Regions from separate parts of the Homo sapiens genome. Here region 2 is linked to region 1. A link is an interaction called in ENCODE POLR2A ChIA-PET data of the cell type or tissue named here. Cell type or tissue: MCF 10A. All regions are shown on one strand. Links, peaks and the distances in the headings refer to the core of each region. The heading gives the core; the rest is flanking DNA. Region 1 has its middle 55 kb from the start of MIR6817. Region 2 overlaps SEZ6L (seizure related 6 homolog like).

Region 1 (9,832 bases), core at 2,417-7,416:
GATGAATTCACTTCCACAGCCTGAGACTGCCAGCTCATCAGGGGCTACTTAAAATCCAGCCCTCTGACACCTGTTGGATATCACCACTTACCATCCCCAGTTCAAGAGATCAAAGGGTGGAACCTGATAGGATGGCTCTGAAGTTCACCACAAAAGCGTAAACATGCAAGAAGAGCCAACACATCTTTTGAAAAGGACAGTGAGGTGGGAATTTGCACAACTGATCTCAAAATATGGTCTGATGCTTCAGAGATGGAGACAGCAGCACTCCAGTATAGGCAGTGGAGCACAGGGAAGGGTCTGGAATCAGGACCCAGGTGTCTGTGGACACTACACATAAAAGAGCAGCATTTTCAATGAATGGACAGGTTGGATCATCCCACCAAGGTGTTGGACAACTCCCTATTCACTGGCCAGACCCCTACCTCATACCATATACAAAAAAAAATCAGAATAATGTCTGAATGTAAAACACAAAACAGTAACACTCCTGGAAGAAAATAATGGAGAATATACTTATAATCTGGAGGTGGAGGAACAAGGGATAGGAAAAAAGCCATAAAAGATAGAGTTGTGATTACATGAAACTTCTTAATGCCTTTAAGATAATGTACCACCAGAAACAAGGATGAAGGACTAGCCAAAGACCAGCAGTGAAACGTGAAACAAACAGAACAAAGAATTAAAGTCCACACCAAATAAAGACCTCCCACAAATCAATGAGAAAAAGACAAACAGTCCAGGCACCGTGGCTTACGTCTGTAATCCCAGCACTTTGGGAGGTGGACAGGTCACTTGAGGTCAGGAGTTCGAGACCAGCCTGGCCAACAGGGTGAAACCTTGTCTCCACTAAAAATATAAAAATTAGCTGGGGGTGGTGGCGCATGCCTGTAGTCCCAGCTACTTGGGAGGCTTAGCCAGGAGAATGGCTTGAATCCGGGAGGCAAGGGTTGCAGTGAACCAAGATGGCGATCGCACCATTGCACTCCAGCCTGGGAGACAAGCAAGACTCCGTCTCAAAAAAAGAAAGAAAAACAATAGAAAGATGGATAAGTGTAGGCAATTTGCAGAAAAGTAAATACCAATAAACCGGAAATGAGGGTTGTGCAAATCAAAAGGTGTTATAATTTTTAACCAAATTGGGACCAAAGAAAACACAAAAAACCAAAATCTGGTAATTGCCAGCATCAGAGAGGATATAGGAATGTGTATGTTCTCATAGATGCTTGCAGGTATGAATTGGTACAGCCTTTTAGGAGGTATGTATGTATGTATTTGAGACAGGGTCTCGCTCTGCTGCCCAGGCTAGATCTGTTGCAGTGCCATGATCATGGCTTAATGTAGCCTTGACCTCCTGGGCTCAAGAGATTTTCCCACCTCAGTCTTTCAGGTAGCTGAGACTACAGGAGTGTGCAATCATACCCAGCTAATTTTTAATTTTTTTGTAGAGATGGGGGTCTCCCAATGTTGCCCAGGCTGGTCTCGAACTCCTGGACTCAAGTAATCCTCCTGCCTCAACCTCCCAAAGTGCTGGGATTACTGGGGTGAGCCACTGTGCCCGGCATCAATATATTTAAAAACCTAAATGGACACACTCTTTGACTAGGAATGTTTCCTATAAAAACACTTATACACATGCAGAGACACACGAGCAAGCATGCCTTGTAACAGTAATGAAGCCTGGGAAAACTCAATCAAGTAAATGCTGTAAAGTGCACCTGTGTACTATGAAATAGCACTTGGCTTTTAATAAGAGCAAAGATATGAAAGTAAAAGTACAAAGTAGGGTGTGGTGGCACATGCCTGCAGTCCCAGCTACTCAGGAGGCTGAGGTGGGAAGATCGTTCAAGCCCAGGAGTTGGAGGCCAGCCTGGGCAATAGTGAGAAAAAATAAAATTAAATAATAATAATAAAATAGGCTGGGCACAGTGGCTCATGCCTGTAATCCCAACACTTTGGAAGGCTGACGTGGGAGGATAGCTGGATGCCAGGAGTTCAAGACCAGACTGGGCAGCAAAGCAAGACACCCATCTCGACAACAAATTTTTAAAAATTAGCCAGGCAGGCTGGACACGGTGACTCACGCCTGTAATCCCAGCACTTTAGGAGGCCGAGGCAGGCAGATCACTCGAGGTCAGGAGTTCGAGATCAGCCTGGCCAACGTGGCAAAACCCCGTCTCTACTAAAAATACAAAAATTATTTGGGCATGGTGGCGGACACCTGTAGTCCCAGCTGCTGAGGCATGAGAATCTCTTGAACCAGGGAGGCGGAGGTTGCAGTGAGCCGAGACTGTGCCACTGCACTCCAGCTTGGGCGACAGAGGGCACAGAAGCAGCACCTCTTCTGGGGGTACCCTCAATCCCTAGCGGTCCAGAGGCCTCAGGATCCTGAAGGAACTAAAATGTGAAGCCCTGTGCTAGAAGAGTCCATAGAGATTGGAATCAGCTGGTTTCATTTTACAAAAAGGGAAACTGAGGCACTCAGAAGGTGAGTGCCCCCCAATGCCCCACAAGGAGACTGGGAGCGGGGCTCTGAGCCCTGCGGGGCCCTGGATTCTTGCAATGCAGTGGAGTGGAGCCTGTGCCGCCCCCACCAGGCACCTTCTCAGGAGAGGAACCATTATCATACGCTTGAAGGGGCCCTCGAGGCCTCAGAAAGGCTAAAAACCACTTTCCTCTTTGAGTGAACCTTCACTTCAGTTTAACCACAAGAAAAATTACATTAAGGCTGGGGGCAGTGACTCATACCTGTAATCCCAGCACTTGGGGAGGCTGAGGTGGGTGGATCACTTGAGCCCAGGAGTTCAAGACCAGCCTGGGCAACATAGTGAAACCCTGTCTCTACAAAAAATAAATAAAATTAGCTGGCCGTGGTGGTACACACCTGTGGTCTCAACTACTTGCGGGCTGAGGTGAGAGGATTGCTTCAGCCCAGGAGGTAGACGCTGCAGTGAGCAGTGATTGTATCACTGCACTCCAGACTGGGCAACAGAGCAAGACTCAAAAAAAAAAAAAAATTAAATCTTGGCTGGGCGCGATGGCTCCTGCCTGTAATCCCAGCACTTTGGGAGGCCGAGGCGGGCGGATCACGAAGTCAGGAGATTGAGACCATCTTGGCTAACATGGTGAAACCCCGTCTCTACTTAAAAAAATACAAAAAATTAGCCGGGCGTGGTGGCAGGTGCCTGTAGTCCCAGCTACTCGGGAGGCTGAGGCAGGAGAATGGCATGAACCCGGGAAGCGGAGCTTGCAGTGAGCCGAGATCGCACCACTGCACTGCAGTCTGGGGGACAGAGTGAGACTCCGTCTCAAAAAAAAAAAATTTAAATCTCCAAAAAATATTACAATAAGGCAAACTAAAAACAGATGTTTTAAATATACATATTAAATTAAATACACTTCAATAGAGCAAATAAGAAAATACCCAGAAAGCGACCAGGCACGGTGGCTCACGCCTGTAATCCCAGCACTTTGGGAGGCCGAGGCAGGCAGATGACAAGGTCAGGAGATGGAGACCATCCTGGCTAACAAGGTGAAACCTCGTCTCTACTAAAAAAACAAATACAAAAAATTAGCCAAGCTTGGTGGCGGGTGCCTGTAGTCCCAGCTACTCAGGAGGCTGAGGCAGAGGAACGGTGTGAACTCAGGAGGTGGAGCTTGCAGTGAGCTGAGATCGCACCACTGCACTCTAGCCTGGGCAACAGAGCCAGACTCCGTCTCAAAAAAAAAAAAAGAAAATACCCAGAAAGCACAATCTCCCCACCCGCAAGACAACCTCCCAGGGGGTCCACGGCAGGAGATCCCAAGCACGAGGGACAGAGAACAGTGACCCTGTGAAGGATCCTCCAGCCCATCAGGCTCAATCAGAATATGAGGCTCCTGCCACTGTGAGAGCAAGAGGCACAGTTGCGCAGCAGCCACAGGCTCTGGCACACCATGAGCCAGGCCAGCAAAGCGTCAACTGCCCCCTACAAGGCGACAGGCAAACCATGACAAACTGGAAACCAGAGACTGGACCTGGAGCACAGGGACCACTACAAGGGCCTTGGAAATGGGCAGGGACCATGGATGGCCACCCGCATGTGTAAGAGCGGCCCGTCTGCACATGTCTCTGCATGGCTTAGGGGCACAAGTCCCCCCCAACTCCCAACCCAGGAAGGCAGCCCCCATTTAACCAGGTGGGGCAAGAAGGGATAGGGCCAGCATCCGGCTCTGCTTTTTTTTTTTTTTTTTTTGGAGACGGAGTCTCACTCTGTCCCCGAGTCTGGAGTGCAGTGGCCCAATCTCGGCTCACTGCAAGCTCCGCCTCCCGGGTTCACACCATTCTCCTGCCTCAACCTCCCGAGTAGTTGGGACTACAGGTGCCTGCCTCCACGCCCGGCTAGTTTTTTGTATTTTTAGTAGAGATGGGGTTTCACCGTGTTAGCCAGGAAGGTCTCGATCTCCTGACCTTGTGATCTGCCTGCCTCGGCCTCCCAAAGTGCTGGGATTACAGGCGTGAACCACCGTGCCCGGCTGGGCTCTGCTCTTAACGCAGGGCTCTAGGCCCCCTCGGGGGCAACCAGCACAGAGCTCAGACCACAAATACCTTCACCCACCTCCTGGTCCCCATCTGGACAAGGGTGCTGGGGACTGGCTCTCAGTCACACCCTCAGGGTACTCTTCAAAGGACAGCTGGGGCCCCAGGGCATGAGCTTTTGGCCCCCAGCTCCCTTACCCCAGACAACAGCTCTTGGGACCCCACCAGCACCGGCAAGGTGGACACCATCGTCCCAATTTTGCAGATGAGGAAACTCAGGCTGAGGGCCGGCACACAGCTCTCCAGAGCTGAAGAGAATGCAGAGAGCAGCTGGAGCCAGCCAGTGGGTCCCTGGCGCCAGCTCGTAGCAAGCCACAGCCGCCTCCGCCCTTCATGCTTGGGTTGCGCTGCCCCAGGACAGCCTTCCAGGGTGGCCTGGCATGGAGCCCAGACCCTGCTGCTTCCTGAACAAATAAGTGAACGAGGCCACCAAGCCAAGGGGCTGGATGCAGCCCCAGCTCCTGCCAGGGCCTCCCCAACAGACTCCCTGTTTGGAGAGCGCATTGTCTCCAAGGCCTCAAACCACAAATGTCCGGCTGTCTCACAGCTTCTGTAACCTGAACTTGGCCCTCACCCTGCCCTCCCAGGGCTCCTCTCAGGGCCCAGGCCCCTCCTCTCAGAGGCCAACACTGACTACCCAGCTCATTCTCATCACCTGGCTCATTCCTGAACCTCACTCAGCAGGAGAGTCTCAGGCCAGATCCTCCCACCAGCCACCTCCACCAGGACGCATGAGCCCTGTTCATGCTGGCTGGGAGACACAACCAACCAATATCAATCCAATCAGTGGATGAACTGACAAATATAATGTGGTCCCTCCACACAATGGAATATTATTCAGCCACAAAAAGGGTTGAAATAGGACGGGCATGGTGGCTCACGCCTGTAATCCCAGCACTTTGGGAGGCCGAGGCTGCCAGCTCACTTGACGTCAGGAGTTCAAGACCAGCCTTGCCAACATGGTGAAACCCCGTCTCTACTAAAAATACAAAAATTTGCTGGGTGTGGTGGCGAGCACCCATTAGTAATCCAAGCTATTTGGGAGGCAGAGGCAGGAGAATCACTTAAATCCAGGAGGCAGAAGTTGCAGTGAGCCGAGATTGTGCCACTGCACTCCAGCCTGGGCAACAGAGCAAGACTCCATCTCAAAAAAAAAAAAAAAAAAAAGGCTGAAACACCCATACCTGGGACTACTTGGATGACCCCTGAAAACATTACAGTAACCAAGGAAGTCAGCCACAAAAAACAACGATGTATTGTATGATTCCCTTCATACAAAATGCACAGAACAGGCAGAGCCATAGAGGCAGAAAGCAGACTGGTGCTCATCAGGGGGTCGGGGGAGAGGGAACGAGAAGTCACTGTGCAATGGGTATGGGTTTTACTTTGGGGTGATGGAAATCTCTTCTAACTTCATAGAAGTGATGGTTGTAAGCACTGTGGATGTACTAAATGCCTGCCTTGTATACTTTAATTTTATATCATGTAAGTTTCACCTCAATTAAAAAAAAAAGATCAACTTGACACTTTTCACCTAGGAAAGGTCTGGCTTCAGCTTTCATTTCCTATCAGTCCTGCCTAAAGCCTTCCAGTAGCTTCCACTGCCTTCTGGATCACAGTGAGACTCCACAGCATGATCTGGCCTCTAAGGACCTCTCACAGGACGCCCCGAGGGTGAAGGAGCACCCCTGGGCCCATCTCTGCATAGCTGCACAGCTTGTTTCCCTTCCTCCCCTCTACACGGGAAGCCCTGCCTACAGCGGAGGGGCCTTATTTGCCATTCTATCACATTCAACCCCAGCACTTCACACAGTAGCAGACACCAAAGCGAAACAGCAACAGCATTACACTGGGCCAGGTGCACGTTCACTCACTGAATTCATGGTAGGAAGGATTCTTATCCCCATTTTACAGCTGAGAAAACTGAGGCACACAAAGGTAGCGTCAGCTTCTCAAGCTTCCCAGCACAGCAAGCGGCCAGGCTGGGATCAGACTCTGGACACAGGGGCTCTGTCCACAGTGCTAACTACTCCTGCCCCCCAGGGCTGCAGCAGTGAGTGAGTGAGGTGGTCAGTGGACTGGATGTCCAAGGTCACACAGACTATTGTAATAACAGCCTCTAGACCGGCCAGGGCCAGAAAGATCAAGGACTCCTACATACAACTGCCACTGCAGCACTGCCGCTGCCAGTCCCCAGCCTGGGCCAGGGATGGGGCTAAAGGTCTCACACAGGGCACTAAGGGCTTCCCAAGGCCTGGGAGAGGAGCGAGGCAAGATGACAGAAACTAGGTATGGTGCCCAAAGTCAAACAGCTACTGAGCATGTAAATCCAGGTGGGTCTGACCCCAAAACCCCCTATCAGCCCTGCAACCCGTTGCTGCAAGGGAGAAAGCAACTCGGAGGCCTCACCTGCCTGCACCTTCACCCCCCATCTCTGTGTGTGAGTTCTACTAAATGCCTGAGCAGTGACACAGTGCCGCTGAAATTAAACGGATTCCAAAAACGACAGGAAGCACGAGGTGGATCTCCCCAGAAAAGTGCTGAACAAATGTTGGCTCGGGTTCACCCGGGAATTTCTTGGAACTGAACAAGGGAAGTTCAACGCCAAGGGGCCCTGCTTTAGAGGGGACTCTCTCAGGGTGCCCCACACAGCCCTTAGTTAACCCCACTCAGCCCTGCTGGCCTTGGCCTTGGGCATCTACAGGAGGAAACTCCAGGGTGAAAGGGGGTGCCTAGACAGGCGGGTCCTGGAATAAGCACTTGGGCCCCGAGGAGAGAGGCCTAGGGCTTGGAAGCTGGGGAGGTTCTCAGCACTGGGACCACTAGAACAAAGCCATTTCCGTGGGTTCACAGCTTCCAATTGCAACAGGAAGCAATCAGGAAAAATAATTAGCTGCCCACTTACTGGCTTCGCTGAAGTCCGAGGCATGTATCTCACACAGAAAATCAGGGACATAACATCAAAACCGTTCCTCCTTTTCCTTTTATTTTAGGACTGGATCACCACATTTGCTGGGGCTCCCAGGCCTTGCTGCCTAATGTTAAAATAATCAACTCTATTTTTGCCTCACATACAACTGAACTCCACAGCTGTAGTTCTTTCTCCTTAGGGGCTCCAACCACATGAACGACAGACATTTGATTCCAGCAACATCACCTAAAACGTGCACAAAACCCAAACTGCAATGAGGTGAAAGGCAAACGTGGTCAGCCTAGAAACTCCCCCTTTAAAACAAACAGCTTCCTCAAAACCCCTTTTGCCTCCTTGACCCACGCATTTCCGGAAAAAGGAACGGTGCTGGCCTGTACTCCCCAGATACTGTCGCTGTTTTGTCTTCACCTTGTTTTGCTAGCTCCCGACAAGGCCCCAAAATGTAAACACGCTCCTGAGAGAGGCAAATTTGGGGTGAAACTGTCCACAGAATCTCTAGGTTTGGGTCAGAGGTAGGAGGACTTGAAACAAAGGCCAAGCTCCTCCTGTTCCCCGCTGCCCCCTACACCTCCAGAAGAGAGGCTGCAGCCCAGGGGAACAGACTACACGGCCACCCCCCTGCACCATCCACACTGGAAATATTCAAGGAGACAGCTGTTTGCCTTAAGGAGGCACAGACAAAGGGGCCCAAGATCCTCCCAGCTAAACTGCCACAAACAGAACAGGAGCCCAGGCGTGCACAGGCACTTGCGGGCCGTGCCACTTGGCTGGCCATACTCCAGAAAAGCAAAACACGCACATCCGAAGAGAATGATTTAGGCAGCAAGAGGCTTGCTTCAAAAACCACATGGCCATCTCCAAATTAAAAGAACATGTGTAGCGTTTCACAAACTGCTTAAGTGTCCTGAGTCCTCCTGACCTCAACTCCACCCCTTGGGAAACACCAAAAGTTGGAGACAAAGTTGCCCGGCCTTACTCTCTCCCCACTGGAGAGTACAACTGAGGCACGAACCTGCCTCCCCTACTGTCCCGCGCTCTGGGACCATGTCACCACCCCCCCCGCCCCCCTCCGGGCAGCCGACCCGGGGAGGGACACCATCTGGGACCCCGGCGGCCACAAGGGGCATTCGGGTCGCCCCGGCACCTGGCATGTGTCAGTCCGCTTGGAAACCCACAGCCACGGCTCACAGGGGCAGCGCCACCGGCCAGGCAGCCCCGCACCCGGGCTCAGAACTTTCTCGCTGCAACCTCAGCCGGTCCTCGGAGCACGCGGGCCGGCCGCGCGGCCGCTGGAAACAGAGTCGCGAACCGGCTTCCCGGGCCAGGCCCGCCTCCGGGCCCCAAGTCCCAACTTGGTGCCCGGCCCGGGCCACACGGGCCCAGCGCGGGCTCGGCTCCTGGCTTCCTACGGGCGCGGGCAGGTGAGGACCGGCCGGCGCCGCCCGCGCGCCCTCCTCACCGGCCCGGGACGCGGCGTCCCCGGGGATGGCCCGGGCAGGGACGGCGGGGGGATCCCCGGTGCGCGCCCCAACTCGCCCCCAACTCGCTTCCAAGGCGGCGGTGGCGCCCGTGCACTTGGTCGCGGGGCCGCCCGGGCCATTGTACTAGCAGCCCGCGGTCCCGGGTCGGCCCGCGCCCACCTACCTGCGGCGGGGGCCGGGCAGCCGCACAGCGCCAGCAGCAGCGGCCACGGCGGCCCGGGCAGTGCAGCCTCCATGTTGTCCAGCGGCCGGACGGGCTGGCGCCGCGCTCACTCGGGCTCCACAGCGCGGCGGCGGCGGCTGCGGCGGCTCCTCGCGCGTGTCCCTGCATCTTCGTCTTCCCCGTTGGGCGCCGCGGACCAGGACGACTGGGAGGAGGGAGCAGGGCGCGCGTGAGCGGAAGCAGCGCCGCGTCTCCGCCCCCCGCTGACGCAGCCGCCCGCGCCCCAGGGAGCCGGCCGGCGGCCGGGCGGGCCCCACGGCCCCAGCGGCCCGGGTCCCCGCGGCCCCTCCCCGCGCTCCTCGCCCTGCCCTGGGGGCGCCGCCGGGAGGCTCGGCGCGGGGCTGGGGCGCGGGGTTTCCGCCCCGCGGGGCCCGGGGGCAGATCTGGGCCAGGAGCCCGGTGTGTTACCTGTGGAGCCTCTATGAGTGGGGAAACTGAGGCACGGGGCGGGGCTGCCCAAGGGCACACAGCGAGGCAGTTTCAGGGCAGGAAGCCTGGGGTCCCATGGTGCGGCCCTGACACTTGTTCTCACCTGTGGAGGGCAGAGGAGGGGACAGGGAGAGAACTGCATGAAGCTGGCCAGCTGGGAGTGGAGGTGGGTTTGAATTTTTACTTTA
Region 2 (9,832 bases), core at 4,207-9,206, 960 kb after region 1:
CTCAAGGTTTTGGGCTCAAGCAGTCCTCCCACCACAGCCCCCCAAAATGCTGGGGTTACAGATGTGAACAACCACACCCAGCTAATTTTTAAAAATTTTTTGTAGAGACAGGGGTCTTGCTATGTTGCCCAGGCTGGTCTCAAACTCCTGGCCTCAGCCTCCCAGAGAGCTGGGATTACAGGCATGAGCCACCGCACCCAGCAGATCCATTCTTACAAACTTCCTGCATCTGCTTTTTTTTCAGCTCAGAAATGTGGATATCTTTTCATATCATACATGTTGTCCAGTTTATTCTCTTTTAATTGGTTTATTGTTTTCCTTTTATCTATATTGATTTTTTAATGTGAAAAGTAATGAAAGTTTATTTTACTACATTCCAGCACTACAGAGAAAGCAGTGAAGGCTCCCCCTCACTTTGTTCTCTTTAGCAGTTGCTCAGAATTTCATGGGATGGCTATTCCATGATATTTAACTCTTTCCCTGTTAAACTATTTGCAATGTTTCCTTTTTAAAAAAATCGCAAATAATAATGCAATATGCAACCTTATACATAGGTCTTTGGACCCTGATGCAAATTATTTGGGCAAATTCATATATATGTGTGTGTGTGTGTATATATATATATACACATATATATATATATATATTTATATGTATTTTTTTGAGGCAAGGTCTCACTCTGTTGCCCAGGCTGGAGTGCAGTGGTGCCATAATGGCTCACTGCAGCCTTGACCTGCCAGGCTTAAGCGATCCTCTCACCTCAGCCTCCTGAGTAGCTGGAAAAACAGGTGTACCCCACCATGCCCCATTAATTTTTGTATTTTTTGTAGGGACCGGATCTTGCTGTGTTGCCCAGGCTGGTCTCAAACTCCTGAGCTCAAGCGATTCATCCACCTCTGTCTTCCCTTTCAAGTCCTAGGATTACAGGCATGAGCTACCGTGCCCCACCTCTTTGGGCAAATTCTTAAAAGAGGAATTAAATTCAAGGCTATTTTCTCCTGGCCTATTCTCCAGCCACCTATCAACAAAAGATACATTATCTTCCAAAAAGGAAAAGAACTGAGTTAGGAAACTTTTTTTTTTTTTTTTTTTGAGATGGAGTCTCGCTCTGTCGCCCAGGCTGGAGTGCAGTGGTGCGATCTCGGCTCACTTCAAGCTCCGCTTCCCGGGTTCACGCCATTCTCCTGCTTCAGCCTCCCGAGTAGCTGGGAGTACAGGCGCCCACCACCAGGCCAGGCTAATTTTTTGTGTTTTTAGTAGAGACGGGGTTTCACCATGTTAGCCAGGATGGTCTCGATCTCCTGACCTCGTGATCCACCCGCCTCGGCCTCCCAAATTGCTGGGACTACAGGCGTGAGCCACCGCACCCGGCCAAGTTAGGAAACTTTCTAGATCATTCTGTAATTCTCAGCAAACCCATGGTCATCCAGAGGTCTGACGTCCTCTTGGTCTGGTTTCATCCCGTGTAGTTATGTACTGCACCGACCCCGGAGAGGTGGATCACTCGACCCGCTTAATTTCGGATCCTGTGCTGCTGGTGGGGACCACCATCCAATACACCTGCAACCCCGGTTTTGTGCTTGAAGGGAGTTCTCTTCTGACCTGCTACAGCCGTGAAACAGGGACTCCCATCTGGACGTCTCGCCTGCCCCACTGCGTTTGTGAGTCCTGTTTAATGAATTGGGCCCCCAGTAGGTAGAAGCAGATTCACTTTCTCTTGTTCATGATGGAAGGCTGGGCTGCTAGGAGGCCTTCTGCTTTTCGACAGGGGCTTTTATTATCATTACTATGACAAAACAGTACCTAACACTGATTGGGAGCACACATACTATAACATTTACAGTAAATTTATCACGCGTTGCTCTAAGTCTTCTACCAAATTTCACTCTTTCTTCCTCAAGTAGCCCTGGGAGCATAGTATACTTTGTTTTTTTGTTTGTTTGTTTGTTTGTTTGTTTGTTTGTTGGTTGGTTGGTTGGTTTTAGATGGAATTCCACTATGTCACCCAGGCTGGAGTGCAGTGGCACCATCTTGGCTCACTGCAATCTCCGCCTCCTGGGTTCAAGCGATTCTCATGCCTCAGCCTCCCGAGTAGCTGGGATTACAGGCGCGTGCCACCATGCCTGGCTAATTTTTATATTTTTAGTAAAGATGGGGTTTCACCATGTTGGCCAGGCTGGTCTTGAACTCTTGATCTCAAATGATCCACCCGCCTCGGCCTCCCAAAGTGCTGGGATTACAGGCATGAGCCACCACCCTGGCTTCACTGATTTCATTTTAAGAAGAGGATACTGTGCTAGGTGTGGTGGCTCACACCTGTAATCCCAGCACTGTGGGAGGTCAAGGCAGGCAAACCACTCGAGCCCAAGAGTTTGAGACCAGTCTGGGCAACATGGCGAAACCCTGTCTCTACCAAAAAAATACAGAAATTAGCCAGGCATGGTGGTGTACACCTATTATCCCAGCTGCTCAGGAGGCTGAGGTGGGAGGATTGCTTGAGCCCAAGAGGTCAAGGCTGCAGTGAGCTGTGATTATGTCACTGTACCCTAGCTTGGGTGGCACAGCGAGACCCTGCCTCAAAAAAAAAAAAAAAAGAATACTACTTCAAGGCTCTCTAGGGATTCTGATATACAAACAATGTTCACAGTCATTGCATAAGGAAAGCATGAAGTTACACGGAAGGAGCAGAGCCTTACACAGTATTTTGGGGGTTAGAAACTCTCAGCTGCACTAATATTTTAAATTAGTGTGTTATGAACAACTCCATTAGGAATACAGCCAGTTCAAACTCCAGAAGCCACAGTGAGGTCTTGATAGTGTTGAAGAACCAAGAATTTAACTCTGGGGGGAAAAAAAGAAAAGAAAAAATAGAATTCCTGTGAGTTGATTATAAATTCCCCTACATCTGATGTGAGTAACACTGTGTACAATTTATAGACTTGGCCACCTCCTATAGTGGCTATGTTTTGTGACTTCTCACAAGTACCTAAAACAGGCTTCACAAATTTTGATGACCACACTAACAAGCAACTCTACGATTTAGACGAGCAAACTGCAGAAAGGCAACCAGAAAGCAGGAAAGTCCTTGTCCGTTTTCATTGGATAGGCTGATACTTACTGAGCACTTACTGTAGGCCAGGTGTCATTCTAAGAATGGCGCATGCATTAACTCTTTGATTCCTGGCAGGAAAACAAAAATGGAGATGTCTGTTGCCTGTCGTTGAAGACAGAGTATGGCCAAATTCACACTCACAAGAGACCTTCCTCTCTGCTCTATTCATGAGCCAGCCAAAGCCAAGTTCCCGTGTGCTAGTTCATAAATTCAGCTTCCCCAGCCCACAGAAGGGCTTTACTCTACAGATCCCAAAAGAATGAAGAGTTTTAGGCCCAAAGCGCTTGCTTCATAGATTTCCCTTAACATCTGATCCTTTTCTTGTGAGAGAAAAATTTCCATTTCTGTGTTCTTATTTTCTCTTCTCAAAAAGGGACACTTTATTATTCTGTTTCCACAAGTAACAGGGATTCTTGGACCACACAGCCCTGTGTCTCCATCTGTCTTTTTAGTCAGAGTCCCAGAATTTCAGAGCTGAAGGGAATCTGAGAGATAAAATACAACTGCAGGATGACTTAGAGATAAAATGCAACTGCCCCCATTGTACAGATAATAACAATAGTTACTTATTGAATGTAAAAGACACATTGCTAAGCACACTATACATATCTGTAAACATGTGTTTTTGTGTATGTGTGTGTATATATAGTGTGTGTACATATGTGCATATATATGCATATACACATATACTAAGGAAACTGATATTCAGAGGGAAGTACAAATAACAAGAATCATTGCTCATTGAATGTGTAAGACACATTTCTAGACACTATATATATGTGAATCTATGCATATGTGTGTATTTATACACACATACTAAACCTAGCCCCTTAACCACAACCACACTTGGTCCCCAAGCCCCAGAACCTTGGGCCAAATCCACATTGGTTGGTTCCTGTTATAGGTTGAATCTATCCCCAAAAGATATGTTAAAGTCCTAACCCACAGTATCTGTAACTGCGACCTTGATTGGACATAGCGTCTTCGCCATCCTAACCCATGGTATCTGTAATTGTGACCTTGATTAGAACTTCAAAGTTCTAACCCACAGTATCTGTAACTGTGACCTTGATTGGACCTAGCGTCTTTGACATCCTAACCCATGGTATCTGTAATTGTGATCTTGATTAGAACTTCAAAGTTCTAACCCACAGTATCTGTAACCGTGACCTTGATTGGACACAGTGTCTTCAACATCCTAACCCATGGTATCTGTAACTGTGACCTTGATTAGAACTTCAAAGTTCTAACCCACAGTATCTGTAACCATGACCTTGATTGGACACAGTGTCTTCGACATCCTAACCCACAGTATCTGTAACTGTGACCTTGATTGGACAGAGTGTCTTCGACATCCTAACCCATGGTATCTGTAACTGTGACCTTGATTGGACGTAGCGTCTTTGACATCCTAACCCATGGTATCTGTAACTGTGACCTTGATTAGAACTTCAAAGTTCTAACCCACAGTATCTGTAACTGTGGATTTGATTGGAAATAGAATCTTTGCAGATGTGGTCAAGTTAAGCTGAGGTCGCACTGGATTAAGATGGGTGTTGATCCAATGACTGGTGTCTTTGTAAGAAGAGGGAAATCTGGACACAGATGGGGACACAGATACAGAGAAGGCCACAGGGTGACAGAGGGAGAGATTAGAGTGATGCAGCTGCAAGCCAGGGAGCACGAAGGAAGGACCCCCCCCAACCGCCCACAGCATTCAGAGGGAGTGTGGCCCTGCTGACACCTTGATTTTGGACTTCCAGCCTCCCAGCCAAGAAGTTTCTGCTGTCCTAAGCCTCCCGGTTTGTGGTCCTTTGTCAAGGGCAGCCCTAGGACGTCAGTGTCATTCCCATTTCCTTCTAGTGACTGCAAGAGCGATCAGAAGCAGCCACTTTAGTAACTCCAGCTGCAGAGACCCAGAGATGAAAAGCTTAAAATAAAAGCTTCTATTAAAATACTGAAAGGTGGAGGCATCATTTTTTTAAAAAAGAAAAAGCACTTCACCAATGAGACCCAGTCTCTAAAGACCCTCTGAGCTGCGGCAGCTGCTGCTGGATTTCCAAGACGCAAGCCTCCCTCCCTCCCTTCGGGAATGCTTTTCCCTGAAATCTCAGCATTGGATCTGCAGTGCTGAGTAGAGACGGCTTCCCTTACACCCATGCTAATGAGTTCACGAGCCACGCGGGGTGTCAGGAGACACGCGGTACTCCCAAAAGCCTGAAGAAGAGCCCTGCGTGTGGTGGCAGCGACGTGACAAGCGGGTGAGGCTGATGGGAGATAACGCAGGAGGCGAGAGATGGTCCGATTCTGGCAGCGCGGCTCCTGAGTAAGAGGGAGGATGCAGTCTAGGTTCTGAAGGCATTTTTAAGGTTGAGGTTGTCAGACATAAAACAGCTTTGAAACGTTTTGTCGACTGAACAAAGGGAACAGCACCCATTTGATGGGCCCCTTCAGTAGGCTGACCTTTTCCCCAACACTAACACTCTTCACCCTCACGGAAATCGCACAGGTGAATGCCTGTCCACTTAAAAGCAGGCAAAGAAGGACTGGAGAGGGTGAGTAGCTTTCCTGAGGTCACACAACAGAAAGGAAGAACAGAATTCTAACTCAAGCCTGACTAAACCCAAAAGCATCTTCCCAACCTCATCACTCTGCAGTTCAGCTTTTGGGCAAACCTCTGGTGCTTAAGAGTGGACAAAGATCCACCAAGAAGTTAATGAAGCAGACAGAAAACTGCATAAGCCCCTGGGCCCAGTGGTGAGGTGGCTCACGCCTGTAATCCCAACACTTGTGGGAGGCTGAGGCAGGAGGATCACTTGCGGTCAGGAGTTCCAGACCAGTGTGGCCAACATGGTGAAACCCCCGTCTCTACTAAAAATACAAAAATTAGCCAGACTTGATGGTGAGCACCTGCAATCTGAGCTACTCAGGAGGCCGAGGCAGGAAAATCACTTGAGCTCAGGTGGCGGAGGTTGCAGTGAGCAGAGATCACGCCACTGCACTCCAGCCTGGGCAACAGAGGGAGACCCTGTCTCAACAACATAGAAACAGAAAAGAAAAGAAAAGAAAACTGTATAAGCTCTGGTTGTCTACAGCCTCTTGCCCAGTCACTTGCCCAAAGCCATAGTTTGGTCCCCTGGGACTGAAAGCCATATCTTTTTAATCCTAGTCCATTTACCCCAGGGCACTTTAAGAACAGACAGGTCAGGCAGAGATAAAGGGAAGAGTCTGGGTGTCAAAGTCAGACACACCCTCCAGCTCTGCTGAGTGACCTTGGGCAAGTAACTTGCCCTCTCTGGGCCTCAGAGCCCCCATCTGTGAAAGAAAATAATACCCTTTACCAAGAAGGATTGTTGGGAGCAACTCACTCAGTCATTCAGCTTACTCAGTTGTTCAGGCCTCCTATATGCAGGCACACGCTAGGACAGAGGTTCCCAAACTTTCTCAACTCATGACACCCTTGGTGTCTCAGGAATTTTTTCACAGATTTCCTAGGCCAAAATACCATTTCCATTTATTAAATACCAGTTCCATTTATTAAACAGTTAGGTACAAACAACTGAATGAGTAGTTATCTCTTCACAGCATAGTAGCCATTTGAAAAAGTAATGCACATACATTAAAAGAAAAACGGTTTTTTTTATTATTAAATAATGACAATTGCTGGCTGGGCGTGATGGCTTACACCTGTAATCCTAGCACTTTGGGAGGCTGAGGCGGGCAGATTACCTGAGGTCAGGGGTTCGAGACCAGCCTGGCCAACATAGTGAAACCCCGTCTCTACTAAAAATACAAAAATTAGCTGGGTGTGGTGGCACGTGCCTGTAATCCCAGCTACCTGGGAGGCTGAGGCGGGAGAATCGCTGGAACCCGGGAGGCGGAGGTTGCAGTGAGCTGAGATCATGCCACTGCACTCCAGGCTGGGAGACAGAGCAAGATTCTGTCTCAAATAATAATAATAATAATAATAATAATAATAATAATAATAATAATAATAATGACAATTGCTGCTACGAGGATGTGTATACCCGTTGGGCTGTGCAAATCTTCTTAAACGTTAGGATCAGATGGGACTTCGCCACCCTAATTTCCTGTTCCACATTGATTTTGTCACAGTTAGCACGAGCACCACAAAAAAATCCAGCTTTGCAATGATGAGTCATCACCAAAACAAAGGTGACGTGATCTAATGTTGAAACGGTGAACTATCTTGAGCTGGTAGTTCACAAGGGTCCAACACATCATTGTGTTTCCTCAGAACTTTTTTTTTTTTTTGAGACGGAGTCTGGCTCTGTTGCCCAGGCCGATGTGCAGTGGCGCAATCTTAGCCCACTGCAAGCTCCACCTCCCGGGTTCACGCCATTCTCCTGCCTCAGGCTCCAGAGTAGCTGGGACTACAGGTGCCCGCCACCACGCCTGGCTAATTTTTTGTATTTTTAGTAGAGATGGGGTTTCACCGTGTTAGCCAGGATGGTCTCCTGACCTTGTGATCCACCCGCCTTGACCTCTCAAAGTGCTGGGATTACAGCCATGCGCCACTGTGCCCGGCCCTCAGAACTTTTTTTAAAAATCCCACAGCACCCCCTGTGAGTTCCTGGTGGCATCCTGGGTCACCTTGGTGAAAGTTTGGGAACCCTGGCACTAGCCCCTGGAAAAACAGTAAGGTATAAACAGATATGACCCACATTCTCATGGAGCCTGGGGCCTATTTGGAAAGGAGGGTGGAGAGACAGGTCTATGAAGGAAATCACAATGAATCGTCAGCACCACCTCCTCCAGGAAGTCCTCCCTGATTTCCTAGGCCGGGTTGTGTTTCTGTCCTCAGAATTCCCATGGAACCTACAGTGACATCTGTCACCACAGCTGCTGCAGTTTATTGAAATGATCTGTTTATATGTTTGTAGAATCACATTCCCTAGAGTAAGAAAGAGAAAGAATTTTAAAATATATATATAGAATAAACACATAACTCACCTGCTAGGATTGTCTCCAGTTGATCCTTGAATCCCCCAAGCCCAGGAGGCTCGACAAATGATGTTACTATTACTGTCGTTGATATTGTTAGCAAAATGAATGTGGTCTTTATCACACCTCTGCTTTGTTGCAACTTCCCCTCTTTGATAAGGACGTGGTGGATGACTCCTGAGGTAACCATCCCAAAGACATAAACCACACCACCAAAACTAAAAAGAATCTGACAAATCCGGCAAGGGTTTTATGAGTGGCTCTCCAGGAGCCACTTAGCTTGCTTAAGAGACAGCGATTCCCCGGGAGGCCCTGGTTCTCACAGCCCTGAGCCCAGAACACCTGGGATACGAGACACAGGGATTTCCCAGCCTGGACAGAGCCCACAGGTGCTGTGGCCAGACTGTGGCCACCGTAGGAGCTTCCACTGTTGAGCCGTCTCCTGTGGCCACATCTTGGCCAGCATGTCCAGTGTTAGCTGAGTTCCCGTCCTCATTTAGAAATCTCTGTCTCTGGGAAAGCGGTCTCTCACAGAAATCCATGATAACCCTAGGGGATTTGGGTAAAAGAAGGGCCTTTGTTATAGCAGAACCATTAAATGGACAGCACTAAAAACCAGCACGTCCAGGTTTGTACCCCAGCCCTGCCTCTTACAAGCACCATGACTTTATACAAGCCAGCTTTCTCACCAAAAAGATTGAAAAACGAACATGCCAATCATAAATATAAAGGCTTTTAATGAATGGTGTGCTTGGCACATAGCAAGTCGTCAGTTAACATTGGCTGCTAATCACCACTCTGTTTCAAAGCTCCACTGCTTGTAGGGCATATTGCAAACCATTTGTAACTATTACTAGGGGACTTGATTTCGAGCTTTTTGTTCAAATGTGCTCCAGAAATGTACATTTTCTTCTATTGTTAAAGAGAGGGGAAAATAGAAAAAGAAAACAGAAACGAGAGTGGGTTCGTGAGTAGATCTATAAGGCCATCGGTCCAATTCATTTGCATTCCTGGGAGAGAACGGCTGGAGTTACACCAGTTGCAACCCGAATTGTTTAAAACATTCGACCAGTGGTTTTCAACCAGAGGCGATTTTGCTTTCCAGGGGACATGTGTAAATACAATTTCTAGAGAAATTATGAGTTGTCACAACTTGTCAGGGAAGAGGGGTGCTACCGGCTTCTAGCAGGTCAGGGCCCAGGATGCTGCTCAATATCCTCCAGTGCCCAGGACAGCCCCCACCACAAAGAATTATCCATTCCAAATGTAAAACCTGTCTAAGTTGAGAAAACCTGCCTTAGATGATCTTATTTCAAAGTGTGACTACATGTCACTGCCTAGCCATGTCTCGGCTAAGGTCCAGACTGTTTATGGGCAGAAAAAAATGGAGTATGGAGACATAAGCAACTCACTCAAGGTGGTGCAGCAGACACAGGCCTCCAGTTTCAAATTCAAGTTCCTATTCCTTTGACTCTTCTGCCATCTTCTAGGTGCTGAAGATACACACAAATGCCTTCCAAGAGCTGGTTCCTGCTGGGGAAAAATTCCATATGACATTGTTTTCAAACTCTTACTGAGGACTGGGTCAAAATTGAATCAGGCTGACTTGAAAGCTAGAGAATCCTCAGCTCAAATTGCAGCTCAGCCACTTCCTGCTTGAGGGGACTTTTCACCAGTGAGTTCCACCTGAGCCTCAGTTTTCTCATCTGTAAAATGGCTGCATGGTGCAGTGGTTAAGACCGGACTTGGACCACC

Evidence for each region. ChIA-PET counts read pairs that join two places held together with the same protein. Peaks named below come from ENCODE experiments on the same cell type or tissue, not always from the same donor. Only the 100,000 strongest peaks of a DNase experiment are listed, where the experiment ranks them.
Region 2: POLR2A ChIA-PET joins it to region 1 with 5 read pairs; 1 of 35 experiments calls an interaction of 5 or more read pairs at or near these places.

The regions. Positions count from the first base shown.
Region 1 is chr22:25,396,047-25,405,878 of GRCh38, forward strand. It overlaps the pseudogene LRP5L. Among named protein-coding and RNA genes, the nearest start is that of MIR6817, 55 kb to the right of the region's middle. RefSeq lists enhancers at 2,376-2,875, 4,601-4,660, 4,821-4,920, 5,031-5,210, 6,461-6,660 and silencers at 8,036-8,330, 8,882-9,051, 9,092-9,521. In MCF 10A, for the core only: no CTCF peak of the experiment used is centred there; a DNase peak (open chromatin) is centred at 5,035.
Region 2 is chr22:26,349,583-26,359,414 of GRCh38, forward strand. SEZ6L (seizure related 6 homolog like) reads left to right here. Exons shown (of 17, transcript NM_021115.5): 12 at 1,470-1,661. LOC124905096 (a long non-coding RNA gene) reads right to left here. Exons shown (of 3, transcript XR_007068038.1): 1 at 4,055-9,832; 2 at 3,119-3,180; 3 at 2,757-2,841. Among named protein-coding and RNA genes, the nearest start is that of ASPHD2, 75 kb to the right of the region's middle. In MCF 10A, for the core only: no CTCF peak of the experiment used is centred there; a DNase peak (open chromatin) is centred at 7,299.